Regions from separate parts of the Homo sapiens genome. Here regions 2 and 3 are each linked to region 1. A link is an interaction called in ENCODE POLR2A ChIA-PET data of the cell type or tissue named here. Cell type or tissue: CD4-positive, alpha-beta T cell. All regions are shown on one strand. Each heading gives the region's core, and the rest is flanking DNA. Links, peaks and the distances in the headings are about the cores only. Region 1 overlaps CRTC3 (CREB regulated transcription coactivator 3). Region 2 overlaps CRTC3 (CREB regulated transcription coactivator 3). Region 3 overlaps CRTC3 (CREB regulated transcription coactivator 3).

Region 1 (10,676 bases), core at 5,394-10,393:
AATGACCCAAAAAACAAAAATAAAGGTGTTCTCTGAAATCAATTCTTCAAACCTAAGATTGTGTTGCACCAGGCAGCATCACTGCAATCATTAGAAAAACTTCCAGGTGACCCCCCCTGAAGGGGACCACTCTCATTTGGGTGGTGAGTTCTGATTTGCATGGATGAGTCTCAGAGTGAAAGGCAGCAAACACTGCTTTCACCTGGAGACCATCACTGAGCATCCCTTCCAAATGAAATGCTCCACAACACAATTCTGGGTAGGACTGTTACGGCCAGGGGCTGTACTGCACCACTGGGAGTAAGAGGATTATCACCTGCCCTAGACATTGACAAGGGTATGTCAGTGGTGGCTCACGCCTGTAATCCCAGCACTTTGGGAGGCCAAGGCGGGTGGATCACTTGAGGTCAGGAGTTCGAGACCAGCCTGGCCAACATGGTGAAACCCTGTCTCTACTAAAAATACAAAAACGATTAGCTCGGCATCGTGGCACATGCCTGTAATCCCAGCTACCCTGGAGGCTGAGGCAGAAGAATTGCTTGAACCTGGGAAGCAGAGGTTGCAGCGAGCTGAGATCGTGCCACTGCACTCTAGCCTAGGTGACAGAGTAAGACCCCATCTCAAAAAAAAAAAAAAAAAAGTGTCAGGCTTCAAACAAATGTAGTCATAATTTCAATATGGGGTCTGAGCTGTGGACAATCAAACCCAGAGAGTAACACCCAAGTCCCATTATGGGTAGCATCTTTATATAGCTAATGCTACATCTTTAACTGGAACTGTGGGGGATTTCTACTTCACACACAGATATTAAGTATAAATATTTTCATCATATCCACTGTAAATTTTCTAAAATGCAGAATATTGCCTTTAGAAATCTAATGGAAAATGAAAGGAATCCAGAGAGATGGCCTAAATTATAAATTATCATATGTTGATGACAGCCACTAATACTGTTCAGCCAACACGGAGTGGATGCTTATTTCTTGGCTCCCATATCTTATTCCCCAAGTCCCTGGATAGAGCAGCGAGTGAGGATGATAAGGAATGAGGTTCAGCAGAGCTGCCCCAAATTCATCAACCCAGGAGAAACAGAAACATCCAAGAAAAATGTCCGCAGGGTCAGGAGATACAAGAAGGTACATTATCATCTCTAACTGGGATGCAGTCATTCTCATTCAATGATTCACTGAACAGGCCACATGGGTGGGGACCACCTATGATTAAGCCACCAGGTCACTGCTAAGCAGGAGATACTCACCAGAGGAGCTTCTTATACCCAGGTGGGTCATAGCAGCTGGGATGTTGTTCACACTATTCCCCACACTCATACTGCCAAAGTGGTGGTCGGTGGTGTCCAGGGAGGCTGGCAGGGGTGTCGAGTAGTGGAGGTTGGTTAGATCTGGCAATGACCCTCCAGTGTTCAAGGTCCCCAAGAAGGGTGAGAGGCCTAGGTTTTGACCATTATGTGGAAAAGCACTGAAAAAAGAAAGATTAAGAATGACTTTCTACAATGTATTTGGCTGTTGGGAAACCAAACATGGCTGAAACCTTTTCCTTGTCAAATAAGAGCAGTGGCTACAAAAGACCGAGGTCCTGGTGCGGCCTCTCTGATTCTGAGAACACTGGTGCTCGGCTTAACCTCTCCGAAACACATATCCTCACCCACTACCTGTGCCCACATTACAGGAATACTAGATTAGGGTCTAGAATAATCAAGACCAGATTAGATTATGGATGCAAAAGTATTCTGAAAATTATAAACCACTCTATAAAATGTGAGGCACTGCTATTTATGTAGTTCTTTTTGCTAGATTTTTAAGTTATCTTTGCTACCAGAAAAAGTATCTCTGAGTAACTAGCTACCTTCCAATATACCTTCCAAGATATATTTTTAAAATTACAGTCTTCATAAACTTTAAAGTGACAAAGAGATGTTGCCATTCATTCATCACAATCTATGGGCTAGGCACTGTGTGCCAGGCAGCGGGCCGCATGTTGGCGGCACCATGATGAACAAGCAGGGCGAGTGTGTCCGCCGGGGTCAGGCCTACTCCTGAAATGTACAGGCCTGGAGCAAGAGTATAAAAGAAGGCCCGCATACCATCTGTTTCCATTTTTAAAAGTTATAAATCAAATGAACAAACCCTTACATGAACTTTGTTCTATGTGTCTATCCTGACATATTATACCTTCATAATAGCCTGTGAAGCCAGATTTACATGTAGAATTCTCAGACTTCTTGGAGTTCTGTGCCAGAATGCACAGGGAGACAGCCTGGCCCTCAGTCCACGTCCCCTTCTCTTCCCCCTAGTTCTGTTCTGTACTGCAGTACGCACATAGCTATCCCAGCCTATGCAGCCAAACTCTGTCCACACCCTGCTGACTCTCTAGCCACCCCCCAGGCCTAGTGCGTATACACTGGTGGTACGTTCCCTTTGGGAATGAAGCCCTCTCAAGGGCGGGGCCCCAGGGAGGGGCCTGCTAGCCAGGTCTGAGAGGACCTTGTTTTGGAATTCACAGATGGGCAGGAGAGACAGCCTGGGAAAGCAAGTAACTGCAACGTGGCAGGAAGCGCGCTATGCTGGGTTTGAGAAGGGGTGTGTGTAACCAGTGCATATAAGTGACACCGGGAGCAAAAAAGCAGGAGTTGTCCATGTCAGGATGGGCTGTGGAGGGGACGGGTTTGCCATGGATGTGACACAGTGTGTGCGTGGAATTAAGAGTAGCTGGGCATGGCTGAGGTGTCAGGTGTCAGGGCAGAGGGTGAGGAGGGAGGGTGGCACATGGGGAGGGAGAGGCAGGCGGGAGAGAATGTGCTGTTCTCAGGAGTCTGGATCAGGGACTGTGGAAAGAGGGAGGCCAGGTTAAGCTGGAGAATGGCGTTTCAGAAATGTCACTGTGGTTCCAGTGTGGAGGATGGCCTCAGCAGGCAGAAGGAGAGGCAGGGAGAACCAATTAGAAGGACCACCTGCAGTGGTCCAGGGGTGATATAGGAAAAGAGCAGTGAGGGTGACGCGGAGGAGAATGCGGGAGAAGGTGCCACCAGCCAGGAGCAGAGGGAAGTCACGAATCCTGAGGACACTTCATTCCCTCCTGCACACATCAGCAGAGCACCTCCCAGGGGCCAGCCACTGGCATCAGGGCTTCAAGAGACTGAGCCATAAGGAGCATAACCGGCAACATAATACAATTCAGTAGTGCAGTGATAGAGCCTGGAGGGAGGCCATGTGGAGGGAAGCCCAGCTGACCTGGGGAGGCTTCCTTGGAGGACATCTGAGCTTAGTTTAAAGGCTAAAGAACTCAGGTGATCTAGTCAGGAAAAAGATTTCAGGCAAAGCTCACAGCATGCGCAAAAGCAGGGAGGTGTGAGACCACATGGTGTGCCCTCAGAACTGTGAGGATTCAGACCACGGGAGGTTGAGTTTAGGAGGGCTGGTTAGTGGTGGGAGATGGAAGTGGAAAAGCAGGTAGAGAGCACCCGAGGCTGGGACTGATGAGAGGCTGACACGACGCCAGTGGAAGGCTGGACGCGGGGTGGGCAGTGTGGTGGGGGAGAGGTATCAGCTTTTCTTAGGACAGCGTGGCTAACAGACTTGGGGAAGGGGTCTTGGGGTGCACGGAGCAGGCCTGGAGGTGGAGAGGCCGCTATGACTCTGCTGAACGCTCCAGCAGGAGGCCACGAGCGCAGGGAGGGAGAGGCAGGCTAGACTCTAGAGACAGGGAAGTAGGACTCAAGAACAACTCTGGGGCCTTTAGCCTGGGGACTGGTGGAGCCCCTCACTGAGACAGGGGACACTGAAGATGTGAGCAGATTGGGAATGAGGGCAGGGGTATGGATGAGATCACGAATTCTATTTTGGCTTTGAGTTTCTGCTCACTAGGAAGACATGCAGCAGGGATATTTCTCTCTCAGTTACGTACAGGAGGCAACCGACATTCTCAAGGTTCCACTGAACAGCAGAGGTGGCAGCCAGGGCATGGTGGGCTGATGATGGGTAAGCAGGAAGGAACACCTGAGAGTAAATATGCTTTCAGAAAGCATGGCGGAGAATTCTGGAGATGAGGGACAGTTAACTAGCAGAGAAAGGCCTCCACAAATCCAGCGGGAGGAGGGCCAGGGAGTGGTAAAGTGGCCGGCCTGACTAGGAGGGACCTCGGTGTCCCTAGGACCAGAGAAGGGTGGTGACGGGGGAATCAGTGGCAGAAGAGAGCTGAGCACTCACTCCTGCCAGCCTCGCCTCACTTTTCTTGGTAAAAGTAGGACTGGGCGAACTGTGGAGTTTTGGAAAGAAATGAGGCAGCAGGAGAGGTGTCCAACCGGAGGGTGAGGAAGAAGGCTCATTTTGGTTGTAGAAAAACTGAATATAAATTTTGTCTTTTTATTTTATTTTGTGTTTTTTTGAGACAGAGTCTTGCTCTGTCGCCCAGGCTGGAGTGCAGTGGTGCGATCTTGGCTCACTGCAACCTCTGCCTCCCGGGTTCAAACAATTCTCCTGCCTCAGCCTCCCGAGTAGCTGGGATTACAGGCATGTACTACCATACCCAGCAAATTTTTGTATTTTTAGTAGAGACAGGGTTTCGCCATGTTGGCCAGGCTGGTCTTGAACTCCTGACCTCAAGTGATCGGCCTGCCTCAGCCTCCCAAAGTGCTGCGATTACAGGCATGAGCCACTGCGCCCAGCCTGAATTTTGTCTTAGATGGCTGGAAGTATGGAACTGTTTATAGGGTTAAAGATCAAGGACTAGAAAAATAAAATTGAGACCTCAGAGCCCTCAACGTGACAGCAGATGGGCTTTCTGACTGAGAAGAAAGATCCATGGGTGATCAGGTGGGAGTGAAGGCAGAGAGAGCAGGGGCGCGGCAGGGAGAAGCGTCCAACAGCACAGAGCAAGGATGGAAAAAATGTGACCACTGTGAAACAGGTCATTAGTAACGTTCACACAATTCCTCTGCAGCTGGGAGAAATACAGGTGGTTCCTTTCCAAATATAGTTACTACCTAACGGAGTCACCACTGATCTAAGGAAAGTAATGCGCCCCCCGGTTCAAGACCCTCTAACGACTCCCATCTTCTCTGCGTCAGATCCAAGCAATACAAGCCTCCTTGAACTCCAGGCCCACTCCTGCCTTGGGGTCTTTGCACTTGCTGTTCCTGCTGCCTGGAGCCCTCTCTGCGTCGCTTCACACTATCAGAAAGGTTTCCTCAACGCCCGCTGGTGGCTGCCTGTCCACCTGCCACAGTTGCGTCTCCTTCAGTGCATTTACCCACACATGACTTTTGCTGTGCTTTGCTTATTTGTTTCTGCCCATCTTGCTCTACTAGATTATTAGCTCCTCGAAAGCAGGAACTTGATCTGTTTTGTTCATTGTTTAACCCAGTGCCAAGAATTAGGGGGTCAATAAATATCTGCATGACTAGAAGTCACTGAATGGAATTCTATCTGTAAAGTAAGAGCAAGAAAGCAACTTTCTCTACCTAAGAAACACCTGCTTTAAAACTCTCCAGGTTGGCCAGGCATGGTGGCTCACACCTGTAATCCCAGTGCTTTGGGAGGATCACTTGAGACTAGGAGTTCAAGACCAACCTGGCCAACATAGCAAGGCCCTATCTATCTTTAAAAACAAAACAGGCTGGGCATGGTGGCTCATGCCTGTAATCCTAGCACTTTGGGAGGCCAAAGTGGGTGGATCACCTGAGGTCAGGAGTTCAAGACCAGCCTGGCCAATATGGTGAAACCCTATCTTTTCTATAAATAAAAAAATTAGCCAGGTATGGTGGTGCACGTCTGTAATTCCAGCTACTTGGGAGGCTGAGGTAGGAGAATCGCTTGAACCTGGGAGGCAGAGGTTGCTGTGAGCCAAGAGCATGCCACTGCACTCCAGCCTGAGCGACAGAGCGATACTCCATCTCAAATAAATAAATAAATACAAACAAACTAACTAAACAACAACAACAAAAACCTCTTGAGGGCTAAAGTACTGCAGCCCAATTCTATAATGTTAGGCTTTCAGAGCCTGAAGGTTATCTGATGGTTAAGCCAAAATTGATTCTTGAGGAAAATGTTTGTTTTTGTTTTTGTTTTTGTTTCCAAATTTCCATTTTACCAGGAAGCCCCTGAACCAGACTAGGTTGAGGGAGACTCCCTTGAGGAAAAGCTTGCCCCTTCCATGGGAATGTCCTGCACCTCTCGGCGGCCTGTCTTTTGTTGGGCATGCGTCCTGGCAGGCTTGCCCACTTTCTGAAGCAAACATCAACCCGTGGCGCAGCTCAGCAAATCACCTGAGTTTACGTTTAACCTGCCAGAAAGAATGTCTGAGCTCCAGGTACTCAGTAGAGAGTGCCTTGACTGCGCTGCTGTGAGATACTCACAGGAAGCTCTGTTGGGGGAAATCACATTCAATGACTGCTTGAAGTGGATTTAGTTCACCCACTGACCCACTGGTGATTGTATGTACTAAGTCAGATCATGCAAGAATCCCATTTCCAAACCACATTATTTTGGCCCTGCAGCCTTGCTGTTTCTGAATTGGCTTCAGTTCCAAGTGGTGGGACTGCTCTCACGGACACTATGATAAACAGCCCCAGGAAGCCTCCTTGGGGCTCTCTCAGGACACAGCCCATCGAGTTCCAAGGGGTCCTCTCTGTGAACCTCCCCAGCAGCTGTCTGTACCGTCCCACGCAGCACACCAGCCGGCCCTCCCAAGGCAGTTTCTGTTAAGGCAAGGGCCTCATTATCTCTCTCATCTCCTCGTTCTCTCTTAGACTCAACTTCCTCATGAACTTCCTTTTTCATTTGCTTGTACTATATTTTTGTAAGTTGTCTCAAACCTTTTAGGGAGTGAAGTTGCATACTATTAAATCCACTAACAAATTAATGGTTTCATAGAAACTTTTTTGTATTGCAAATGGAAAATATATTTATCTTCCATTTATGTTTTTAAATTGTTGTAAAATAAATATACCATAAAATTTACCATTTTAACCATTTCTGTGTGTACAGTTCAGTGACATTAAGTACATTCACAGAAACTCTCTTAATTAACTTCTGTGCCATTAAGCTGCCAGGTGAACTGATGCTTCCCTTTTCCCCTGGCCAGGATGTCACCGATGCCCACAGCCTGCCACAGCTCGGGGCTGGTAGGCTCCTCTCGATTCCTGCACGTTTCTGCTTCTGACACTGCTTCTACCCGGAGAGTTGTGTATTTACCAAGAGTCAGTTGTGTGATTCTCAAACATACTTATGTAAGTTTTGTTTGTTATTATAGTCATGTAATTTAATTAGTTTAAACAGATGAAATATGAGTATCAAAAGAGAGTGGCTGTTTTTATGAAAATGCAGTTGACTTTCAATTTATGCATAGCAAGTTACGTTTCTGAGAGTTCTGTAACAAAGCAGCGAGACTTTTGGGAAAAACCTTCAGGATAGTCCCTGAAACACGAACAGAAAGAATATTACTTACTTGCCACCTCCAACATCACAGGATCGAGGGCGTCCTGACAGGGACTGAATCTGAGAAGAGACAATGAAAGCTGGGCTTACTCGCTGTAAAGCCAAATTCAAGTTTTTGAAAAGTGTCTTCGTAAGGACCTTGAGGCTCTAGTGGGCGCAAGTGAGAGCTTGCGTGTCGACAGAGTCCTCACACAGCAGCCTTTTAGGTTTTGGCATGACTTTTTTAAACTCAAACTTCCAGGCCTAAGGGAGGCATAATATTAATACATTTTCCTAATTTGATGCCTTATCAATTTACCTTCTGGATTAACATTAAAAGACCAATGTTTTACACATAGAGCTTTTTACGGAGTTTCACTCTTGTCATCCAGGCTGGAGTGGCAGTGGCACATCTCAGCTCACAGCAACCTCCGCTTCCTGGGTTCAAGCGATTCTCCTGCCTCAGCCTCCCGAGTAGCTGGGATCACAGGCATGCACCACCACACTCGGCTAATTTTTGTATTTTTAGTAGAGACGGGGTTTCACCATGTTGGCCAGGCTGGTCTCAAACTCCCGACCTCAGGTGATCCACCCGCCTCGGCCTCCCAAAGTGCTGGGATTACAGGCATGAGCCACTGGGTCTGGACGACATAGAGCTTTTAAATAAACATTTCTTTTCCAATTGGCTTGAGAGGAAATGAAATAAATAAAAGAAAAAAGCAGGGTGAAAAAAGAAATGAATGTCAGAAGAAACTAAGCTATTTCAACTAGAATATAAGCTCCAGACGGACAGGAATGAGTATTACAAATCCACAAGAACCAAGGGAGATGAACATCTCTTTCCAGAGACCAGTCCCTGGTACTCAGGGAGGAGGGCACACCACTGCCCTCTTTGGTGGAGAAGACATAGTTATCCTCTGATAAAAGCCTCCACAACCACATGTGCCTCTCACAGCCAAAAGACAGTGTGGTTGCTTCTCCTGTGTTTAAATATGTAAATTTTAAATCATATCTCTTTTTTACTTCCCAAATGATTAAACATCAAATACATCTTGCTTTTACAAAAAGCCTTTTAAGACAACTAATGCTAATGGTGACTCTGGTAGACTTGGCAGAAGAAAATGGAACTGGGCCAAAGGGATCCTAAACAGGTGGGGATAGTTAAGTACACAGGCAATACAAACAATTGCAATAGAGCATCCTTAAGGGCTGGAACAGATTAACTGTTTTCTTTCAAAGTCAACACAGCTTCCCTCTGGGAAGAAAGGCCAAGGCAAGTACCGTGGGACCTCCCCTTTCTTCCACAGTGGGTGAGGTTTAGAGAGCCGAGGTGGAGGTCAGCTAGCACAATTTTAGATACAAATTCTCAAAGGCGCATGGAAATCATAGTAAAACAGATGACTTGTCTACTGACTCTTGGAGGACTCAGGTCAAATGCCCTTGAGTTAAAAAGAGCTATCTGGTATACCAGTAATTCTGGACAGAAGCTGGAGACTGGTATAAAGTGCTGGCTAAAAAAACAGAAAAATCTGCCTATGACTTACAACCAGGTTTCAGAGCTTTTAGCAAAACAAATAAGATATGGAGGACTTAGCAGGGTTTTTTTTTTTTTTTTAAATAAGTCAATTCATATGAAAATTAGTAAGCCAAGAGATCAATGTGCTAATTCATTGACACAAGCGCGATAATTTTTACTTGAAACGTCCTTCCCTTGTATATTCTTATCTCTGTTCTCAGACAAATCTTCTCCTTTTCCCCCAGTTCCTCTTGCTTTCACCTCTGCAGGATTTTTCAATGACCTCTAAGTACAAACATTCAGTGACAACAAACATAGCTGAGTACTGTTCACCCACCTCCTTGGTCTCCCACAGTTGTTTTGGCAGTGGCTTCGGAACATTTAACAGATTCTCTTCTTTCAATGGGCCAGGGAAAGATGCTACTAAAGGGAAAAAAAAAGCAGCACAGTCATTGCATGAGAAGGCAGGAATCCAGGCCGGGCACGGTGGCTCACGCCTATAATCCTAGCACTTTATGGGGCTGAGGCAGGAGGATCGCTTGAGCCCAGGAGTTTGAGACAAGCCTGGGCAACATAGTGAGACCCCCGTCTCTACAAAAAATTTAAAAATTAGCTGGGTGTGGCGGCTCACACCTGTAGTCCCAACTACTTGGGAGGCTGAGGTGGGAGGTCTCCTTGAGCCTGAGAGGCTGAGGCTGCACTGAGTCATGACGGTGCCACTGCACTCCAGGCTGGGCAACAGAACAAGACCCTGTCCCAAAAAAACAAAGACAACAACAAAAAGAGAAAGCATCCATCCTACCTACCTTTGGCTGAACAAATTATCTTTGTAAAAACTGATTTAACAAATAAAATGTTTGACTTATTTAACACACAAAAATGACTCATTTATGGACTGTCTACTAGGGAAGCCACTTTGGGCACTACTGTGGGAGTTGCAGAAATGAGTAAGACATGGATTCAACCTTTCACGAATGTGTAATCTAGTCAGTGGATAAGGGCAACACATAAATAACGATCACTGAAGGAAAAAACGAGTGGAAGCCCGAGAGAGCCGAGGGTATGATGCTGCTGAGAGATGAAGTGCAGAAGAGGAAGAGGCCAGGAGGGCTTTGGAGCTGGGCACTGGGGGGAGCCCTTTAGAGACACAGGAGAAGGGAATTCCAAGAGAGGGGAAGGTAAGAGTGGAGCAACTCTTTTCAACTGGAGTGTAGGCTGAGTCAAGGGGATGGTAGGAAGTAAAATGTAGACAATTGAGGCCAGGGCAGGGGGGCTCTGCAGGCTTGGCAAAGGAGAGAATGGAAGAAGAGGGATGAGGAGAGAACCTGCAACAACGATGAAATGGGGAAAGTATTGAGAAGAGGAGTATTAGCTGGAAGACATGGTGGCAGTGAAGCTCCTTGGTTGTGGGATGGAAATGGGGGACAAAGAGGAACCAACAACCAAGAGGATCTGAGGCTGGGCAGCTGCCGGGACGGCTGTTGGCTCTTTAATGCTATGAAACAACCTGTATAAAGGGACCATTCCAGGGCTTTCTGCTTTAACTCTCTCAGTCGTGCCAGGTAAAACAAGAATGCTGGGTCACAGAACAAGTAAATACTTTTTATTCTCAGAAAGAGACCAGAAAACAAGGGCCAGCCCTCAGGAGTTAAGTGATCTGATGTCAGGAAGGGGATTCCAAGTTAGGGACACCAGTGACTACTCAGAACCAGGAATGCTGTTGAGTTCCA
Region 2 (10,676 bases), core at 3,487-8,486, 58 kb after region 1:
AAGCAATTCTCCTGCCTCAGCTTCCCGAGTAGCTGGGATTACAGGCATGCGCCACCATGCCCGGCTAATTTTTTCTATTTTTAGTGGAGACAGGGTTTCACCATGTTGGCCAGGCTGTTCTTGAACTGCTGACCTCAGGTGATCCACCTGCCTCGGCCTCCCAAAGTGCTGGGATTATAGATGTGAGCCACCAAGCCCAGCCAGGAGTAATATTTTAGTTGTTTGTTTTTTATCAACCAAGAAAAAGCACTGAATTGAGCAGCAATATTTTGAAAGGAATCTTTTTTTTCTGAGCAGTAGGTCTCAACAGTGGGCTTAAAATGTACAGTAAACCATGCTGCAAACACATGTACCGTCATCCTGGCTTTGTTATTCCACTCATACTGCACAGGCAGGGTATATTTAACATAATTCTTAAGGGCCCTAGGATTTTAGGAATGGTAATAAGCGTTGATTTTGAAACCACTTCAAGTCACCAGCTGCATTAGTCTCTAACAACAGAATCGAAGTGTCCTTTGGAGCTTTGAAGCCAGGAATTAAAGTCCTAGATGGCATCTGCTTCCAAAAGAGACTGTTTCATCTATGTTGAAAATGCAGGCTGGGCACGGTGGCTCACACCTGCAATCCCAGCACTTCAGGAGGCCAAGAAGGGTGAGTTACCTGAGGTCAGGAGTTCGAGACCAGCCTGACCAACATAGTGAAACCCTGTCTCTGCTAAAAATACAAAAATTAGCCAGGTGTGGTGGCGGGCACCTATAATCCCAGCTACTCGGGAGGCTGAAGCAAGAGAATTGCTTGAACTTGGGAGGTGGATGTTGCAGTGAGCTGAGATTGTGTCATTGCACTCCAGCCTGGGCGACAGAGCAAGACTCTGTCTCAAAAAAAAAAAAAAAAGAAAGGAGGAAAGAAAATCTGTGGCTGAGTGCAGCCACATTCAGCAATGACCTCAGCCAGATCTTCTGGATAACTTGCTGCAGCTTCTATAGCAGCAATTCTTGCTTCATCCTGTACTTTTATGTTATGGAGTTGGCTTCTTCTTCCTCTTTTTTTTTTTTAATAGACAGAGTCTTGGTCTGTCACCCAGGCTGGAGCGCAGTGGCATGATCTCGGCTCACTGCAACCTCCGCCTCCTGGGTTCAAGCAATTCTCCTGCCTCAGCCTTCCAAGTAGCTACGACTACAGGCACACGCCACCATGCCCGGCTAATTTTTGTATTTTTAGTAGAGACGGGGTTTCACAATATTGGCCAGGATGGTCTCAAACTCCTGACCTCAAGCGATCCACCCACCTCAGCCTCCCAAAATGCTGGGATTACAGGCATGAGAAACTGCGCCTGGGTGAGATGGCTTCTTTCCTTAAACCTCATGAACCAACCTCTGCTAGCTTCAAACTTTTCTTTTGTAGCTTCCTCAGCTCTCTCAGTCTTCATAGAACAGAAGAGAGTTAGGCTTTGCTCTAGATTAGCCTTTGGCTTAAGGGAATGTGGTGGCTAGTTTGATCTATCCAGACCACTTAAACTTTCTCCTTATGAGCAAATAAGGCTGTTTCACTTTCTTATCATTTGTGTGTTCATCAGAATAGCACTTAATTTCCTTCAAGAATTTGTCCTACCTTGGCTTTCAACATGCTTTCCTCACTAACCTCAATCATTTGCAGCTTTTTATTTAAAGTGAAAGACATGCAACTCTTTCTTTCACTTGAACACTTAGAGGCCTAATTTCAATATTGTTATCTCAGGGAAGAGGGAGGCCCAAGGAGGGGGAGAGACACAGGAATGGCTGATCAATGGAGCAGTCAGAAGACACACAACATTTCTCTTGATTAAGTTCACCAACTTATGTGGGTGATGTTCACGGGACCCCAAAACAATTACAACAGTAATACCAAAGATCACCGATTACAGATCACCATAACAGATATAATAATGAAAAAGTTTGAAATGTTGCAAGATTTACTGAAATGCAACAGAGACATGAAGTGAGCCACATGCCATTGAAAAATGGCACCAATAGACTTGCTCCATGCAGGTTTGCCACAAACCTTCAACTTGTAAAAAGCACAGTATCTGTAAAGCAGAAAAAGCAAACCACAATAAAACAAGGTGTGCCTGTATACAAGAGCACATTGCATTACCCACTCACCAACACTGAATATCACTCAAAAATTTGTCCTAATTTAATGGGTAAAAAGGCTAAGTTATGACTTTGATAATTAGCCTTTATTGGCATTTATATGCTCTAGGTACAGTGTTAGATGCTTCGTATACATTATCTCGTTTAATCCTCACGACACTGTGAAGTGCTACTATTATTATCCCCACCTTACAGATTAAGAAACCGAGACTTAGAAAGCTTACATTGGCCAGGCACGGTGGCTCACACCTGTAATCCCAGTACTTTGGGAGGCTGAGGTGGGTGGATCACATGAGGTCGGGAGTTCAAGACCAGCCTGACCAACATGGAGAAACCCCGTCTCTACTAAAAACTAAAAATACAAAATTAGCCAGCGTGGTCACGCATGTCTGTAATCCCACCTACTCGGGAGGCTGTGGCAGGAGAATCGCTTGAACCCGGGAGGCAGAGGTTGCGGTGAGCCAAGATCGCATCATTGCACTCCAGCCTGGGCAAAAAGAGCGAAACTCCATGAAAGGAAGGAAGGAAGGAAGGAAGGAAGGAAGGAAGGAAGGAAGGAAGGAAGGAAGGTTGGTTAAATTGTTGAACACAAGGCTTGTAATGGGTAGAGACAGGCTTTGAACCCAAGCTGCCTTACTCTTGAGTCCATACTCTATCCATTCCTGCCTATGGTATCTTATTGTTTTAATCTATGTGTCATTGCTTACAGTGACAACAAATACACTCCCAGATGTTTCTTTGCTGGTTAGGTTTCCTATTTTCCTGATTTTTCTAACCATGGCAAATTCGAAGGGTCAGAGGTAGCTTAGAAGGTGGAGTTTTAGAGATAATGGTTTGACCATGGGCAAGACAGAACTGGTAGTAAAAGCAGATGAGAAGCAAGAAAAGAACATCAGTAGTAACTGCAGGGACTAGTCTCGGGGCCTTTGTAGCCTTTACTGGATGGCGGGGATGATAAGTTCCACAAGCTAAAAAGGCCAGACGTAGGGCAGAGAAAATAATAGAGGAGGGTCTAGCTTCTGGTCCTCTGAACAGCTTCAGTAGTTCCTAAGAACTATTTGCACACTTTTTTCTTGTGTGTGAAGGCAAAGGAGCAGCTACTACCAACCCTAATGATGTCATAGGGTTAACAAATAAAGAAATCAGGAAATGGTTTCTTTTTTCTTCAAGAAATACTCTGGTTGAATTTCCTCAACAGGTTTCAACTTCTGCATTCAGAGAAAATAGTTCTGTTTTAGTAATTCAACAAAAGAACAAAACACTGCCAGACGGAGAGCTGGTAGTTACTAGCATGAACTCCAGAATCAAAGAGCCTGGACTTCAAATCTGGCTTTACCATTTTTGGCTGTGTGATGCAGGGAAATTGTTTAATCCTTCTTGGCCTCCACAGTCTTCCCTGTAAATAGAGACAGTAATAGTACCTACTCTGGGGTTACTAGAAAGAGTAAATGATGTATGCAAAGCCTTAGTTAGCCATATTGCCTGATGCACAGCAAAAGTTCAGTACATTTTTGCCAGCAGTGGTCATGATAGAAGTGGTAGAAACACTAATATAAATGGCAGTAATTTTGTTTGAAAAAAAGGAAGGAAGGCGGGAAGAAAGAAGGAAAGAAGGAAATTATTTTTTCTATTTCATTCAAAAACAAAGGGCAAATATGTTGATCAAATGGTATGAAGTGGCTGAAAACCTTCAGACTAAGTAAGCAGAACTTGATTCCTGTACCAGCCACTTACTAGCTGAGTAATGTTGAGCTTATTACCTATTTTTTCTTGCTCTCGGTTGGCTAACCTTAAAGGGGGAGTGTTGCATGAAAAGTGCTGCACAGTCCATTGTGGTTCTAACAGTTCTGATGCCTCTGCCAGGGCAAGTAGTGCAATACAGAAAGATGTCTGTGCCAAGTGAGAGCCATCCGCTCTTAGCAGAAGCTCGGTCAAGGCTATGCTTTGCTCCTCATTAAATGTTTCCCCTTTAATATTCTTCTCTCTGCTTCACTTGAGTTATATTTTAACTCAAGTTTATAAGCTGTTTTAAAACTTTTATTTTTATTTTATTTATTTATTTATTTTTTGATACAGAGTCTCACTCTGTTGCCCAGGCTAGAGTGCAGTGGAGTGATCTCTACTCACTGCAACTTCCGCCTCCTCGGTTCAAGTGACTCTCCTGCCTCAGCCTCCCGAGTAGCTGGGATTACCGGCATTGACCACTCCATCTGGCTAATTTTTGTATTTTTAGTAGAGACAGGGTTTCTCAATGTTTGCCAGGCTGGTCTCAAACTTCTGACCTCAAGTGATCCACCCGCCTCAGTCCCCCAAAGTGCTGGGATCACAAGCATGAGCCATCATGCCCAGCCCGTTTAACTTTTAAATGCTAGTTCTAAATTAATTAATTCTAAATGAACCCCCAAAACTTCTCGGAGACTAAGCAGGCACGGACTGGTAGAAAGCGTCTCTTGAGCAATTTCATGAATGACAAGATGGCAGAGTAAGAGATACTGAGAGAGACAAGCACAGGCATGGCCAGTGCCCAGCAGCCACTGCAAGGGGGAGTCACAGCCTGTGTGGCCTGGTCTGCTCCTGTTGGCCCACCCCATTCTCACTGGCTTTCTGACCTTTTGGCTCCTGCTTGCGGCTGGTCTGGCTTGCCCCCTCCAGTGTCAACTGACCCCCCTCTTCCATCCAGGCTGTTGCCTCCCAACTCTGGCCTTTCTTAACCAAGTTCCAGGGTGAGACTCTCAGTTCAGGCGAGTTAAGACTCACCCAAGGAGAGACTTCCTAGGTAGTCAAGGGAAGGAAAGTTTGATTTGGACTAAAAGTAGTAAAAAGATTTCTCAGGTGGCCGGGGGAGTGAATAAGCAGAATATATTCTAAGACGAGAAACCAAACAAAAGTGGTACTAAACTGGGCATACGATGGTTCCAGGGGACTAGAAAACGGCATCTATCCAGACTGAGAAAAACAAAGCATAAAACACGTTTCCTAGGTAAAAACAAATTGGTTTTGTGTGTCTACACTTGCTTAATTTGCAAAATAAGAGCAAAGGCCCGAGAAAGATAAACCTGGGTTTGAGTCCTGACTGTCACTTGCCACTTGTGTGACCTTGGGCATGTTACTGTTTAAGCATCAGTAAAATGGGGATGATAATGCCTATCTCAGAAGGTTGATGTGGGAACTCAATGATATCAGGTACACAAAGCATAGCTCAGGTACTCAGTAACTGTTCGTGTTCTTCTCCTCACCACTCTTAAACTTCTGTCATATGTCTGTGGGGAAGTGTTTTCCCTTGCACTCAAGAAAACTAGCATAAAAGAAAGTGGTTACCCTGGTGACTTCCTCCAAAGAGGTTACAGGAGAAAATGGGGAGGGGAGAGCTTTCTCAAGTCACATCCCCAAGAGGCTGGCGGTAGAGACAGAAAAGAGCTAAGACATTAGCTATCTGTTGTCGAGGCAGCCAACTGCTTATAGCCAGGGAGTTCCTTGAGGCACTGACTATTGCCTTTGAGCAGGGAAATAATTACAATGTCTGGCATCAAGGCCTGTGTAGAATCTTCCACAGATGTTATTCTGTCTCTTGGAAAATATCCACAGTAATAATAAACAACTAAAGCTTCATTTTAAGTTTAAAGTATAAAAACTAGCTGTTTCATAACATAGGGACCAATTCTAACTCCTGACTATTGTGAAATTTTGTAGGGAATTGGAACAAAACTTTGGCTGGTTCTACAGCCAAAACATGTAGGGACTTAAAATTCTAGTTAGAGATAATCACTACTTTAAATGTAGTGCCTCTTCTCCCTCTTTTGTGAGCTGGCAGTCAGAGGCTGGATTAAGGAGATAGGTAAGAGGATTGCTTCATACTAATATGATTGAATTTAACACAGATTCAAAATGCGAGGGAATATAGAGACCTAGCTTCTTTCCTGGTCCTACACTGCCACCGCCCACATGTGCCTTCTCTGTGGGTATTCTTTCTGCCTCTCTTGAAAGCTGCACTGAGTCAAGGCACTAACATACAGCCTGGTTGACTTCAGGACAGGCCGATTAAGACTTCAGCAAAAGTATTTTTATCTAGTCTGTGAAGAATTAGTAGGATGCAACTAGCCTGTATGACATTTAAGAAGCTTCATATAATGAACAGCAAAAGCTTAGTTCTCTAGGCCTAGGTAGGATACCTGCAAAGAAAGAGGCAAATGGTACCAACAATCTATTGAAGTCAAATTAGAAGGCTGCAACAGGGAGTTTATACTAGGAACTTTGCAATATGTATTGAACAACAACTGTGCTGGGCATTATTCTAAGGATTTACATGCATTACCTAACTTAATCCTCCCAATAGCTCTATCTTAGGTACTATTAGTAGCCACATCTTGCAGATGAGTGAGCTGAGACACAGAGAGACTAACGATCTTGTCTACGATCCAGTGCTAGTTAGTGGTGGAAGTGGTCACCAGATCCCCACTCTAGGGACTGCACTTGTGACCATCAACATGAAAATTTTGTTTATTTTGACATATTGGATGGCAGGTCATAGAGACTTATGACAGAGACTTACTAAATTGCTTGATCAAGAAAAGGGCTTGTATGGTATTAAATTTTGTTGACCAATTTTGTTGAACCCCCCAAGCGGCTTACAAGACAGTTCTTATGTGAGACATCTCCACAAACTAAACCTGAACCTGCAGGGTGCAATCAGGAGCCTTGGTAATTCATTCCAGGACTTTTATTGTTCAGACTCAAACAGGACCTGCAGCTCCAGCAGGCAGCATCTGGGCGCTGCTCTCATTCCCTATTGTTCTGACAGCCAGACCTTTGAGGATCTGCAGAGCTGGTGGCCTGATAGGAAGTCACACGATTTCAGAAGAGCCTGCCAGGTTTTGACCATATGAATTATGTGTCTAGTTTCTGAGGCTGCCTCTGGAGTTAACCCCACAGGGGATATCTGAAGTATTCATCGTCTGCCCCAATCATGCTGCGTAGCTGAGGAGGGTGGAGTAAGCTAAAAGCGAATTCTGCCCACAGGGAAGACAACGGATGCCTGGTAACTTGGAGCTAAGCCCACAAATTCCAGAACTCTTTTGAAATTTCTGATTATGTGGCCAAAGTCTGGGAAATGTTTGGGTCTACTTGGCTCTGAGAAAACACATTCTCTTTCAAGAATCTGGTAGAACCAAGGATGAGAGCCATCATCAGTGACGTAAACTGGAAGTCAGGATTTAGAGGTGTCCTGACTGAATGGACATCCCACAGAGTTCCAGCCCTCAACAAATACTAGCTGAATGAATAAATCCCTATTCTCAAGTATTTGATCAACCACCAAACCTGGAGCGCTAACTAGATGAATAAAAGAAGGTTCCAAAAAACATCATCAAACAACAAATGATGGTATGAGGAAAGCTATTTATAACATATAAGACAACATGTATCTCTAACATTCGAAGAACTCCTACAATTTGATAAGAAAAAAAACTGAGAAAAGGTTATGAACAGGAAATTCACAGAAGAGGAAACCAGAATGGCCGGTAAATACATGAAAAAGGCCAGACATGGTGGCTCACGCCTGTAATCCCAACACTTTGGGAGGCCAAGGCGGATGGATCACTTGCACCCAGGAGTTCGAGACCAACGTGGCCATCAAGGCAAAACCCCATCTCTACCAAAAACATAAAAATGAGCCGGGTAACAAAAATTAGCCGAGTGTGGTGGCATGCGCCGGTGGTGCCAGCTACTTGGGGGGCTGAGGTGGGAGGATCACTTGAGCCCGGGAAGCAGAGGTTGCAGTGAGCCAAGATCACACTATTGCACACCAGCCTGACTGACAGAGTGAGACCTTGCCTCGAAAAACAAACAAACAAACAAACAACCACAAAATGAAAAAATTTCAACTTTTCCAGCAATCAGGAAAATATACATGAAAATAATGCACCCATGATCTCATCTAATTCTTCCAATAACCTGGGAGGTAGAATAATTATTTCATAAGTAAGGATATTAAAGTTTAGAGAGGTTTTAATTCAACCAGTAATTGACAGAGCTGCAACTTGAACATAAATCTGGATAATAATAAAGTCTGTGTTTATTCTAACTTGCTGCTCTAGTGGAATACTTGTGTGGTGGCTCAGGTCCTTTTGGGCAAGTCGCCTAACCTCTTAAGACTCAGTTTTCTCATCTGTAAAATGGGAGTCATAAAAGTACCATCACATAAGGTTACTGTAAGAATTCAATGAGATAATACATACAAAATTCTCAGAATAGTGCTAATACTCAACTATTTGATTCATTCATTCAAGAAATATTTATGGAACTCATACCCTGGCCAGGTACTGCTCTAGACTTTGGAAATACAGCAGTGAACCAAAGCACCCTTGCTCCCAGGGGGCTTGGAGGAGACAGAATATAAAAGAGATAAATAAATAAAAATACATAGTAGGACAGGCGCGGTGGCTCACACCTGCAATCCCAGCACTTTGGGAAGCCAAGGCGGGCGGATCACTTGAGGCCAGGAGATCGAGACCATCCTGGCCAACATGGTGAAATCCTGTCTCTACTAAAAATACAAAAATTAGCCGGGCGTGGTAGCACACGTCTGTAGTCCCAGCTACTCAGGAGGCTGAGGCAGGAGAATGGCTTGAACCCGGGAGGTGGAGGTTGCAGTGAGCCGAGATCACGCCACTGCACGCCAGCCTGGGCGACAGAGCAAGACTCAGTCTCAAAAAAAAATAAATGTGTATATGTATATATATATATAGTATACTGGATCGTGATAAGTGCTGAGGAGAAAAATCAAGCAGGAAAGACGGTGGAGGGAATTTAGATTTTAGAGAGGCAAGGCCTCCCTGACAGGTGATATTTGAGTGAGGAGCTGAGGGAAGTGAGGAAGTAAGCCATTCACATATCTGGAAAAAAAGCATTCCTGGTAGAGAAATCCTAAGCAAGGTTCAAGGAACAGAGAAAAAGGCCAGTGTGGCTGGCATGGAGTGAGTGAGGAGGGTGTTGGAGAGATGTGTGGTAAGCAGCTAAGAGCAGAGATGATGGGGGCCCTACAGGGACTGCCTGCACTTTGCACTTTGCCTTTACCCTGAGAGAAACGGGAAGCCGCTGGAGGACTGTGGGGAGTGAGATAATCTGGCTCATATTTTAAAAGGATCAGTCAGGTGGCAGTGTTGAGAATATACTGAAAGAAGACAGGACTCCTCTGCCAGAAGCCCAGTCAGGAGGCTCTTGCAAGAATCCAGGGACAAAATGATAACGGGTCCGACCAGGGTAGTCAGATTCTAGATACATTTTTAAAACAGAACCAAGAATTTGCTGAAGGCTTAGCTGTGGGATGTGAGACAATGCAAGGAGTTATGGGTGACTCCAAGGTTTTGGCACAAGTAACTGGAAGAACTAAGTTGTCATTTACAGAGAAAAGTGTCCAGAACAGAGGTTTCCTGACTACAGGCACTGCAGAACAACGAGAAATTTAAGGTACTCTGGAATCCAATCAGAAAGGCAAGTGGGGTGGTTGACATCAGGAAAGTGCATTGGTCACTGTGTTTCAGGGCACGATTTCAATCCCTGGGAGGCAGGCTGATAAAAACAAGGCACAGGGAAACGAGGCAGGTTACCATGGGATTCTGGCACGCAGGAGCCAGACAAGAGTCCAGTTATCAGAGCTGAGGCACAAGGCCAGCAATGGTGACTTGAGGCCAAATTACAGAGTGTGAGGCAGCCTCAGTCCCTCTGCCTCAGTTCAGGCTGGGTCCTAGAGATGGGTGAGAGGCTGGCTAGTCAGGTTCAAGTGGCCCCAGGAGACCCAGGGGAAAAGGCTACAGAGCCAGAAACCAGACAGACCCGGCTCTGTCTGTACTCCACCATATTACCAGGGTGATCTCAGCATATTACAGGCTGATTCTATGCCTTTAACAGATCACTATGTGAAAGGTCCAGATGTGCAGATGTACGAGCCCCTCAAAGAGGGGCACCATTTGTACGTGTCTGAGACCTTAGTTGGGGGCTGGGGAAGCCAGGCCCTGAGATAGGAAGGGGGCGTGCTAGTTTGTCACAAGACTGTAAAACAAAAGCAAGAAACGTTCTGGGGACCAGATGGGAGACAAATGCAGCTACCACCACCTCCCTGTCAGCAAAGGGCGAGAAAGCAACCTCAAGGGGAACAGCTCAAAATGTGGGGGAGAGAGAAGCTGCTCCTAGACTGTGAGGGGGTGCTGGCAGTGTAGGCGGTCCTACCTAGAAGTACAAGGTTAAGGAAAGATGCTAAGCTAAACTTGCGATTGTTCTAAGCTAAATTTGCTAAGTTTGTTCTCAGACTCCCAGACACTGATTAAAATTGTTTTCTACACATTTTCTTCCCTAGCTAGAGTATAAGACATTCCTGCCAAAGAGAACTTTTAAAATTAAAGCAAGTAAGGGGCAAACATCTGTAGAAGCTCGGTCTGATAATTTGATTAATGTATTTATTTTTCATATTGTATTATAAAGATATATATATATATATATATATATATATATATATATATATAGCCATGTGGTGATTATAAAGAGAATAAT
Region 3 (10,676 bases), core at 2,845-7,844, 80 kb after region 1:
GTTGCCAGAGGCTGGTGGGAAGGGAACATGGAGAATTCTTATTGAATGGGCATAGAATTTCAGTTTTGTCAGATGAAAAAATTCTGGAGATTGGTTGCACAATATGAATGTATGTAATACCACTGAACTATACATTTAAAAATGGTTTTAGAAGATACCAATAAACTACTTTAAAAAATGGTTAAGATGGTAAATTTTATGTTCTGTTTTTTAACCACCATTTTTTTGAAACTCTGAAATACCAAGTGCTAGAGCAGATACAGGGTCGCTGGAACTCTCATGCACTGCTGGTAAGAATGTGAAACAGTAGAGCCACTTTGGAGAACAGCTTGGCGATTTCTTATAAAGCTAAAGTTAATATACACTTACTGTATGATCTAGCAATTCCACTACTAGCTACTTACATAAAAACTGTATGTGAATGTTTATAGAATATTTATTCATAATTGCCAAAAGGTGGAAACAACCCAAATGCCCATCAACTAACTGATGAATGCATAAATTATCTACATCCATAGAATGGAATTCTACTCAGCAATAAAAAGAAATGAACTACTGATCAATGCAATGTAGTGGGTTAAATTATGGCCACCAAAAGAGATATCTTCAAGTCCTAAGCCCCAGAACCTGTGAATATGACTTTATTTGAAAACAGAATCTTTGCAGATGTAATCAAGCAAAGGTGAGATCATATTGAATTAGGGTAGGCCCTAAATCCAATGACTAGTTCTTTATAAGAAAAAGGAGAGGAAGATTTAAACACAGACACAGACAAACAATGAAGAAAGTCGTGTGATGACAGAGGCAGAGAGTAAGTGATGCAGCTACAAGTTAAGGACTGCCGCAGACCACGGAAGCTAGGAAGAGACAAGGAGGGATTCTTCCCCAGAGCATTCATGGTGCTGCTGACACCATGCTGATTTCCAACTTCTGGACTCAGAACATGAGAACATGAGAAAATAAATTTCTGTTGTTTTAAGGCACTAAGTTTGTGGTACTTTGTTACAGCAGCCCTAGGAAACTAACACACGCAACCACCCAGATGAATCTCAAATGCTAAGTGAGAGAAAAACTCAAAAGACTACGGACATTTGATTCCACTAATAGGACACTGGAAGAGTCAAAACTACAGATGGTGGTTTCCAGAGGCTGGAGGTGGGGGATGGAGAATACTTACAAACAGACACAAGGGAACCTTTTGGGGTAATGGAACTATTCTACATCTTCATTGTGGTGGTGATTATATGGCAAAGAGCTGTATACCTAAAAAAGGTATAAATTATATTGTATTTACATAATACCTCAAAAACATTTACTTAAAAAAAATCTGTGCTCTGGGACTCTCCTCAGTTTTTCAAGAATTTTTCTCAGTTCGGAAGAGGGCTCCCACCAGCCTAATTGGGGAGAATGTGAAGATCAAAATAAAAATAATAGATTAGCTTGCGCTTCAAGCCCACTCTTACTCTGTAGAGCATACTTTTATTTCAATAAATCTGTGCTTTCATTGCTTCAAAAATGAATAAATAAAATAATAGATTATAATAGATTGAATAAAATAGAAAATCATAAAACCATATACCGAGAGATAAAAAATGAATGTATAGATTGAAAGTTTAATGAAGATCAGGATAAAGTATCTCCTCGCAAAATATTTATTCATTACAAAGGGGAAAAGAGTTACTTTAAATGGGGAAGCCTGACAGACAGGCCACCTTTTTTTTTTTTTTTTTTTGAGACAGGGTTTGGCTCTGTCACCCAAGCTGGAGTACTGTGGCCCCATGTGAGCTCACTGAAATCTCTGCTCTCTGGACTCAAGCACTCAATCCTCCCACTTCGGCTTCCCAAGTAGCTGGGACCAGAGGCGTGCACCACCACATCTGGCCTTTTTTTTTTTTTTTCAGTAGAGACAGGGTCTCTCCATGTTGCCCAGGCTGGCTCAAACTCCTGAGCTCAAGCGATCTGCCTGCCTCAGCCTCCCAAAATGCTGGGATTACAGGTGTGAGCCACCATGCCTGGTGGACACCACCTTAATTGATAAAAGAGAACATCATCATTAACAGGACACATCAAAATCATGTCCCTAATGTGATACCATAACAGCCTCACTTCTTCTACGTTATTCCTGCCAAAGATGCATAGTCTGAATCAAATCACAAAGATACATTAGGCAGACCCCAATTGAGGGGTTATATCTACAAAAAAACTGGCCTGTAATCTTCAAATGTGACAGGATCACAAACGTTAAGAGTACTTGAATTAATGTCAAAAATAAAAGGCTGAAAAGCTGTTCCAGACTGAAGGAGACTGCAGGCAATAACTGCATGTGATTCTGAACTGAATCCTTTTGCTACAGAGGACAGCAGGGGGACATTTGGTGAATGCAGTCTGAAGATCAGATTGTAATAATGGATCACTGTTAATTTTCTTATCTTGATGGCTGTATTTTGGTTATATAGAACAACGTCTTTGCTTGTAGGAAAAACACAGTGAAATATTAGGGGGTGATGGGGCATCAGGTCAGGAACTTATTCCCAAGTGAAAAAAAAGTTATGTCAGCAGGGCACAGTAGTTCATGCCTGTAATCCCAGCACTTTGGGAGGACGAGATGGGCGGATCACCTGAGGTCAGGAGTTCGAGACCAGCCTGGCCAACATGGTGAGACACTGTCTCTACTAAAAATACAAAAATTAGCCAGGCGTGGTGACGCACGCCTATGATCCCAGCTACTTGGGAGGCTGAGGCAGAAGAATCTCTTGAACTCAGGAGCTGGAAGTTGCAGTAAGCTGAGATCGCGCTATTGCACTCCAGCCTAGGCGACAGAATGAGACTCGGTCTCAAAAAAAAAAAAAAATTAAGTGGACTATACTTCCAAGTATTGTGTAAGTTTGTGACTGTTGCAAAGAAAAACAAAACAAAACAAAACAAAAACAGTATGAAAAGAATCCTGGGGGCTACGCACGGTGGCTCATGCCTGTAATCCCAGCACTTTGGGAGGCCAAGGTGGGTGGATTACTTGAGGTCAGGAGTTCAAGACCAATTGACCAACATGGTGAAACCCCATCTCTACTAAAAATATAAAAATTAGCTGGGCGTGGTAGTGCACGCCTGTAATCCCAGCTACTCAGGAGGCTGAGGCAGGAGAATGCTTGAACCCAGGTGATGGAGGTTGCAGTGAGCTGAGATTGCACTACTGCACTCCTGCCTGGGCGACAGAGTGAGACTCCATCTCAAAAAAAAAAAAAGAAAAAAAGAATCCTGGGAAGGCCAAGGATTATCATTTTATCCCATTCCCCAATGCAACCGGAGGGGAACATCATAGTAAATTCTATATTCCTCTAAAGTTGACAATAAAGTAGCACAAAATTGGGATCTCAGACACAGCAAACTTGCACAATGCTGTATTTCCTGAAGTATGAAATCCCGCATAAGGCAGAGACCTATGTTATTTGGATACTAAATAACCCAGTGGGTTAATATATAAGGTAGTTTGATATATGAAGGTAGATCTCTAATACAGGCAGTAATATGGTAAAGAGTCCATTGTCATTATATTGAAGACAAGATTCCGGTGCAATAGGGTACAAATATGTTCATGTAGTACTTTTTCTAATCACCATTATATTTGGAGTTCCTATCAGCACTCTCAAATGGAAGTCCCCAACTTAAATAATACATTTGGCTTTATTTGACATCATCAAAAAAGTGAACCCAGTTTCTACCACAAAGAAATAAGACAGTGCTTTTAAAATGGTCAGGCATCCAAACAATCAATTAATGCTTCATCTTAAAGTTTATATCTCAACTTTAACACCGAATCTTAAATTGCATAATTAGAATGACAGGCTCCTAATGTTTCACAGATTGGGATATCTAAGCAGGTCTAATTCAGGTCTTAACAATAGTGCCATATACCATTGTCTGAAACACCAATTCCACATTGGTTTGAACAAGGCTTTCCACTGATGTGAACGATGAAAGCACCCGAGGACACTGCAGTAATCTAAATGCAATACAGACTACTTATCTGTGTCTTACACCTGCACTGAGCCATGTGGTAGCCACCAGCCACATGAAACTAGTGAAATGCGGCTGGTCCAAATTAAAGTATGCTTTGAGTATAAAATACACAACAGATTTCAAAGACATAGTACACAGAAAAGTATGTGAGATTTCTCAGTTTTTTTATGCTGATTGCATGTTAAAATGATCATATTTTGGATATATTGGATTAAATATTTATTTTTTTATTTTTATTTTTTTTTGAGACAGTCTCGCTCTGTCGCCCAGGCTGGAGGGCAGTGGTATGATCTCTGCTCACTGCACCCTCCGCCTCCTGGGTTCAAGCGATTCTCATGCCTCAGCTTCCCAAGTAGCTGGGACTACAGCTGTGAGCCACCACACCTAGCTAATTTTTGTATTTTTAGTAGAGATGGGGTTTCACCATGTTGACCGGGCTGGTCTCGAACTCCTGACCTCAGGTGATCTGCCAGCCTTGGCCTCCCAAAGTGCTAGGATTACAGGTGTGAGCCACCATGCCCAGCCAAACATTTATTTAAGTAATATTAAAATTATAGATGAGAAAGCTGCATTTTGAAAAATATAGATATTAAAATTAACCCCACGTGTTTCTTCTTCTTTAATGTAGCTACTAGAACATTTTAAATTACATATGCTTGTGTTATAATTCTACTTGCCAGTGCTGCCTTCAGCCATTTGTGAAATAACACTATCGTATGCTGTAGAAACTATGAGAGAGAATATTAATGGACTTTCCAAAAGAAGACTGAACTGTACCTAGGCCCAGCTTATCCTTCAAGATCTCATCTTTTTAGTGATAATCTTTGTCTATTTTTTACACTCCATTCAGCTTCAAGAAAGTACATATCTGGAGGTACCTGAAACTCTGACGCACTGCTCCGCAGCTGGCTCACATTTGGTAAGGATCCTCCATGGTACTGTGTAAGGCGCAGTTGCTGAAGCTTCTGAAATTGAACCTGGAAACAAAGTGATTTAAGAACGCTGAGAGGTAACAGCAAAGATCTAAAGAAGCATCAAAGTATAGTATTTTGTAGGGGAACGGTTCAAGAATGAAAGTCTTGTTTCAATTTCTTCTCGACGTAAGTGATCACACCCTCAAGGTTTCCGGTGCTTTCTGGGTTTTGATTACTCTATTTTCGGAAAGAGCTTACCCATGTTCCAAATGTCCCATATACCATGATAGTAACGTCCTCTTGCAAGGTCTTTGAGTGTGTATGTTTGGATACACTGGCATAATCTTTAACAACAATAAAAGAATTTCTGAAAGAAAAACTAAGCTACTATCCACAACCCTAACACATTAGCTGTTTTCCCTTCTTCATGCTCTTTTCCAGCCTCCGTTTACATTTATGGTAAGAACTGCATAGCTGTGATCATAAGATAGGTACAACCTAGCATGCTCATCATAAGCCTTTTCTATGCTATTACAGAGTAATTTTTAGTGGGTATATAACAGTTCTTCTGAATTATTTCCTTAGAACACCTTCCAAAGGGTGATTACTAAATCTCTGGATATGGGCCTTTTGGTGGCTCTCAACGTATACTGCCGAAATGCTTTCCCAAAGAGTTTATAATATACATATGAGAAAAGTTTCACCAAAAAAACTCATTGATATTGGATATTACCATTAATTGGGGTAAGGAAGGAGGTCAATTCAATAGGTATAAAATGGCATCCCACCATTTTAATATGCTTTTCTTTGTAAGTTCTTCCTTACTTCATTTTTCAAAAAGCAATAAACTGGTTACAGTTCTTGTAAATCTCAAAGTGGTCTGATCTGGTCTTTAAGAGTTCTGTTTCTAAAATAATAAATTAGCTCCATGGTTACATAACCCTTGGCACTATAATTCATATAGAGAAGAAAGGGTTATAGACGAGAGCCCTGGGGCAGATTTTTACCCTTCATCACTCTCTGTCTCTAACAATAATAAAACACTACCAGATCTAAGCCCCTAGGATGGGCCAGGTGCTGTTCTCGGACACTTGGCCCACTTCATCCCTAATCCTCCCCACAACCATGCAAATGAGACTGTACTCTCCTGCTGTTACAGACCTGGAGACCCAGACTCGGAAGTTCAGTGACTTGCCACGTGGCTAGCAGGAGGCTGAGCCACGGCTGTCAGCCTCAAAGCCCATATGCCCATTTCTGCCATGCTCTTTTCCTTTGTCCCATCTTTCCCTCGATGATCATACTAATTACAAACTCAAAAAAAAAAAAAAGGTGAAGTTTGGTTTACCAAAAGCATTGTTGAACCTATGAAGCTCTCTGATAATTTCCTTTTTACATTTATTATGAAAGATTTCAAATAGTATATGTGAAATAAAGACAAGTATAATGAAACCCCATCTATCCATCTTCTAGCTTAAAAATTACCAACTTATATACAATCATCTTTCATCTTTACCCTCTCCACTACCCGCAGTGCCTCACTGACAGAAATTTCAGACATGGTATCACTCCATATTTCAATATGTATTCTCAAAAGATAAAGACTTATACTTGTTTGGAAATTTTAAAGGCATACGAAATCCTTCAGTGGCTTTAACTTCCCTTATACCTGCTGTATTTGATTTCTTAAATGTACTGCACAGGGAGACAGTTATAACCTATTAATCAAAACCCAAATCTCAGAGTCAAACATGAGGAGGACGACATGGTGTTTTTTCCATCTAGGAGTGGAGTTATAGGAATAAAGTCTCTCAGCTTTCAATCTTAACATTCTAAAAGTACTTATCAGAAGCATCTGACTATTCTTGAAATTCTCTGGACAAAATTCTCAGCCATCTTGATTTAAAGCCTTTGATTTCTTTTTTGAAGGATCAATTTATCCATTGATTTACTGATACAAAAACTTAACTGTGTGTCAGGTAGTATGCCAGGCACTGGCTTACTAAGATGAATGTATGCTAAAGTTCCTGCCTTCAGAGAGTTCTCACAAAGGCTTCAACTCTTACCCAAAAGCCTTGACACTTCAACCAAACTAAGTTATAAATCCAGATAGGGACCTGCCCTCAACTGAGCTGAAGGCCGTCTCACAATCCCCCATAACTGCTCTCCCTCCCAAAGCACCTATTTCCGAAGCCTTCAAAGACTGTTAAAAAAGAACACGGCTAGCCTGGCCAACACGGTGAAACCCCGTCTCTACTAACTATTAGCCAGCTGTGGTGGTGCATGCCTGCAATCCTAGCTACTTGGGAGGATGAAGCAGAAGAATTGCTTGAACCCAGGAAGCAGAGGTTGCAGTGAGCCAAGATCATGCCACTGTACTACAGCCTGGGTGACACAGTGAGACTCTGTCTCAAAAAAAAGGCCAGGAGCAGTGGCTCATACCTGTAAATCCCAGAACTTTGGGAGGCCGAGGCGGGCGGATCACGAGGTCAGGAGATCGAGACCATCCTGGCTAAGACGGTGAAACCCTGTCTCTACTAAAAGTACAAAAAAATTAGCCAGGCATGGTGGTGGGCGCCTGCAGTCCCAACTACTCAGGAGGCTGAAGCAGGAGAATGGCATGAACCCGGGAGGCGGAGCTTGCCGTGAGCCGAGATGGCGCCATTGCACTCCAGCCTGGGCGACAGAGCGAGACTCTAAAAAAACAAAAAGCACTGGACCTGGAATCGGATGATGTGACTTTGTAACCTGCAACTCCCGTGTGGTTGGGCAAACAACTCTGACGCCTCCTGCACAAGATAAAGTGAGGATTAAATGACACAGACACAAGAGTGGTATGTCAAATGTAAAGCTCTGGTCAACTTAAGATATTATCATTATTGCTGATCTCAGCTACCTCTTCAAACTCTGAGTTATTTTGACATTTTCCTCTTTTGAAATTTAGACTCATTGAGCTAGAAAAAGAACTTTGAGACTGTCTTCAACACCTTCATGTTTACAGATGATGAACATGTGAACCAAAGAATGATTAGCCTAAGGCCGAGGTCACAGACTGGCAGCCCATAGGCCACATTTCACCTAGAGTGTTCTGTTTACCCACCAGATGTTGACCCATTCAGTGTATTAAATTTCAATTGAAAAAATCAGGACACTGCATAAAAATATGGATTTCCAACTTCTCCTGATTGAAAGATCAGACAACACTGAACCCATGTTCTTGCATGGCATCGCTGGATGAAGCTGAGAAGAGGCCACCCCCTTAGATCGTGTTTGCCAAGTCCTCACTGTACCCTATTATCCCTTCACGATGGCCCAGGATCAGCTGCCATGATCATCTCATTCCTGGCCCCTCCATTCATTTTCCTTACCTGCCTCACTTACTGAGTTAGTGACCTTTGGCCTACAGTCACACATCTTAGTGGAATTTTCTTTAATGCCTACAGGAAATGAGATCCAGGCCTCATTAATTCCTTTTTGAGAAAAGTCTCACAATAGCCAACACGATTACAATCCAAAATCCCAGCGGGTCCTTTCAGAGACATTGACAAGATAATTCTAAAATTTATGGATGTGCAAATGACCTAGAATAGTCAGAGCAATTTTTTTTTTTTTTTGAGACAGGGTCTCTGTTGCCCAGGCTGGAGTGCAGTGTCACAATCACAGCTCACTGCAACCTCCACCTCCCAAATACAGGCACGCGCCACCACGCCCAGCTAATTTTCGTTTTTTTTTTTTAGAGACGGATTTCACCATGTTACCTAGGCTGGTCTAGAATTCCTGGGCTCAAGCTATCTACCCGCCTCAGCCTCCCAAAGTGCTGGGATTACAGGCATGAGCCATGGCACCTGGCCAGAGCAATTTTCAAAAAGAGCTAAGTTAGAGGACTTAAATTACCAGGTTTTAAGCCTTATTATAAAGCTATAATATACAGACAGTGTGCTATTGTCAAAAAGACAGATATACAAATCACTGGAACAGAAAAGAGTCTAAAAATAAACCAACACTTATATGGCCAACTGATTGCAACAAAATTGCCACAGCAATTCAATGGGCAAAGAAAAGTCTTTTCAACAAATGATACTGATACCTTACAGCAGGGAGTAAAAGCAGCTGAAGATCCTTATGAGGGAAATTAAAGTAGCTAAGTATACAGACATTCACTGTGATAGCTAGATTCAAACCCTGGCTCTACCACTTACCAGCTCTGCAACCATGCCTCTCTAAGCCTCAGTTTACTCATCCACAAAAATGAGGAAAATTCCAGATATACACACCATAGGCTCATTTTGAGGACTATGTGAGATAACAACATGTGAAAGGGATTACAGTGCCTCGCAAAAGGAAAGTCCTCAATATTTAGCCCAAACCTAATATTTCCATCTTCTCTCTCTCCTCCATCCTGAGAGCTCGCTAATCTATGACATATCTATGTCTTATCATTGGTTTATTTTCACATGAAAATAATGAGTCTGCGCAAATATTCAAGTCCAATCAACACTCCAGGGTGATATGCTGAGTTAGTCCTCTGGTTCCTCAACACAAGTTGCTCTTCACAGCCAAACTTCTGGAATAAGTTTCCAACCCTATCTCCATTCCCCACCCCCGTCCACTCCTCAACGTCTCACAATTAGCCTTTCACCCAGCACCCTGAGAATACAGCATCTCTCACCGAGGTTACTGATGACCTCCTCTGATGACCTCCACATGACTAGACCAAAGGACACATCTTTTGTGTCAGACCAAGTCAGCAGCACTAGGCTCAGCTGGTCGGCATTCCCTCCTCTTCATAAGAGTACTCCTGGCTTTCTCCTGCCCCTCTGGTTGCTCTTCAAGCCTTCTTGGCCAGCTCCTCCACCTCCCTTTCAAATGGTGTAGTTCCTTAGTTCCTTTGGCTTCTCCTAGGCCCTCCTCATGGTTCACTTTCTTTTTTTTTTTTTTTTTTTGAGACGGAGTTTCGCTCTTGTTGCCCAGGTTGGAGTGCAATGGCACAATCTCGGCTCACTGCAACCTCCGCCTCCCAGGTTCAAGCGATTCTCTTGCCTCAGTCTCCTGAGTAGCTGGGATTACAGGCACTCGCCACCATGCCTGGCTAATTTTTTGTATTTTTAGTAGAGACGGGGTTTCTCCATGTTGGTCAGGCTGGTCTCAAACTCCTGACCTTAGGTGATCCGCCTGCCTTGGTCTCCCAAAGTGCTGGGATTACAGGCGTGAGCCACCGCGCCTGGCCTCACAGTTCACCTTCTGACAAGGGTAACAAACTCAAATGCCTACAGCTGCCAAGCAGGGAATCTAAGTGAAGCAGTCTGGGATCACTGCAAAGAATACCTTAGAGGGTGGTAGGGACTGTGGCAAACTGAAGACCACATCCATGGCCTTTCTAATGGGGCAGCCACCATTCAGCTCCAGGCAACTGGTGCCGTCCAGAAATGTCGGGTGAGTGTCGTTGGATTATCTCATTTTTCAAAAGAAACCAAAGTCCAGATTTTACTATAAAATCCCAATATTCATTGTTAGCCCTAATTAAAACCAACCAACCAACCAACTAACCACATTTTGGGCCAAAACCAAAAACATGTTAGAGGGCAAAATACAGAACTTAAGCCACCAGTTTACAATATCTGTTCCATCAATTCTTCCTAGGCAGCCAAATCTACTTCTGTGGCTACATAACAAAAATTCCCCCATTTTTCTCAGTAGCTCAGCCTTCCTTCTCGAGCTGCAAAACCATCTAAACAGCTGCCTGCTGGA

The links. Peaks named below come from ENCODE experiments on the same cell type or tissue, not always from the same donor. Only the 100,000 strongest peaks of a DNase experiment are listed, where the experiment ranks them.
Region 2: POLR2A ChIA-PET joins it to region 1 with 11 read pairs; 4 of 35 experiments call an interaction of 5 or more read pairs at or near these places.
Region 3: POLR2A ChIA-PET joins it to region 1 with 17 read pairs; 6 of 35 experiments call an interaction of 5 or more read pairs at or near these places.

Annotation. Positions count from the first base shown.
Region 1 is chr15:90,616,576-90,627,251 of GRCh38, reverse strand. It overlaps CRTC3 (CREB regulated transcription coactivator 3), which reads right to left. Exons shown (of 15, transcript NM_022769.5): 8 at 9,284-9,369; 9 at 7,462-7,511; 10 at 1,259-1,476. It overlaps CRTC3-AS1 (CRTC3 antisense RNA 1), which reads left to right. Exons shown (of 4, transcript NR_120372.1): 4 at 7,099-7,243. Among named protein-coding and RNA genes, the nearest start is that of LINC01585, 38 kb to the left of the region's middle. RefSeq lists an enhancer at 6,397-6,446. In CD4-positive, alpha-beta T cell, for the core only: CTCF peaks have their summits at 7,329 and 7,625; DNase peaks (open chromatin) are centred at 6,701 and 7,601; H3K4me3 peaks cover 1,067 bases; H3K27ac peaks cover 1,143 bases.
Region 2 is chr15:90,556,931-90,567,606 of GRCh38, reverse strand. The region is part of intron 2 of CRTC3 (CREB regulated transcription coactivator 3); the gene reads right to left. Among named protein-coding and RNA genes, the nearest start is that of CRTC3, 32 kb to the right of the region's middle. RefSeq lists a silencer at 3,825-3,954 and an enhancer at 4,226-4,726. In CD4-positive, alpha-beta T cell, for the core only: no CTCF peak of the experiment used is centred there; a DNase peak (open chromatin) is centred at 5,476; H3K27ac peaks cover 2,452 bases.
Region 3 is chr15:90,534,357-90,545,032 of GRCh38, reverse strand. It overlaps CRTC3 (CREB regulated transcription coactivator 3), which reads right to left. Exons shown (of 15, transcript NM_022769.5): 2 at 4,896-4,994. Among named protein-coding and RNA genes, the nearest start is that of CRTC3, 9.8 kb to the right of the region's middle. In CD4-positive, alpha-beta T cell, for the core only: no CTCF peak of the experiment used is centred there; a DNase peak (open chromatin) is centred at 5,062; H3K4me3 peaks cover 1,297 bases; H3K27ac peaks cover 2,909 bases.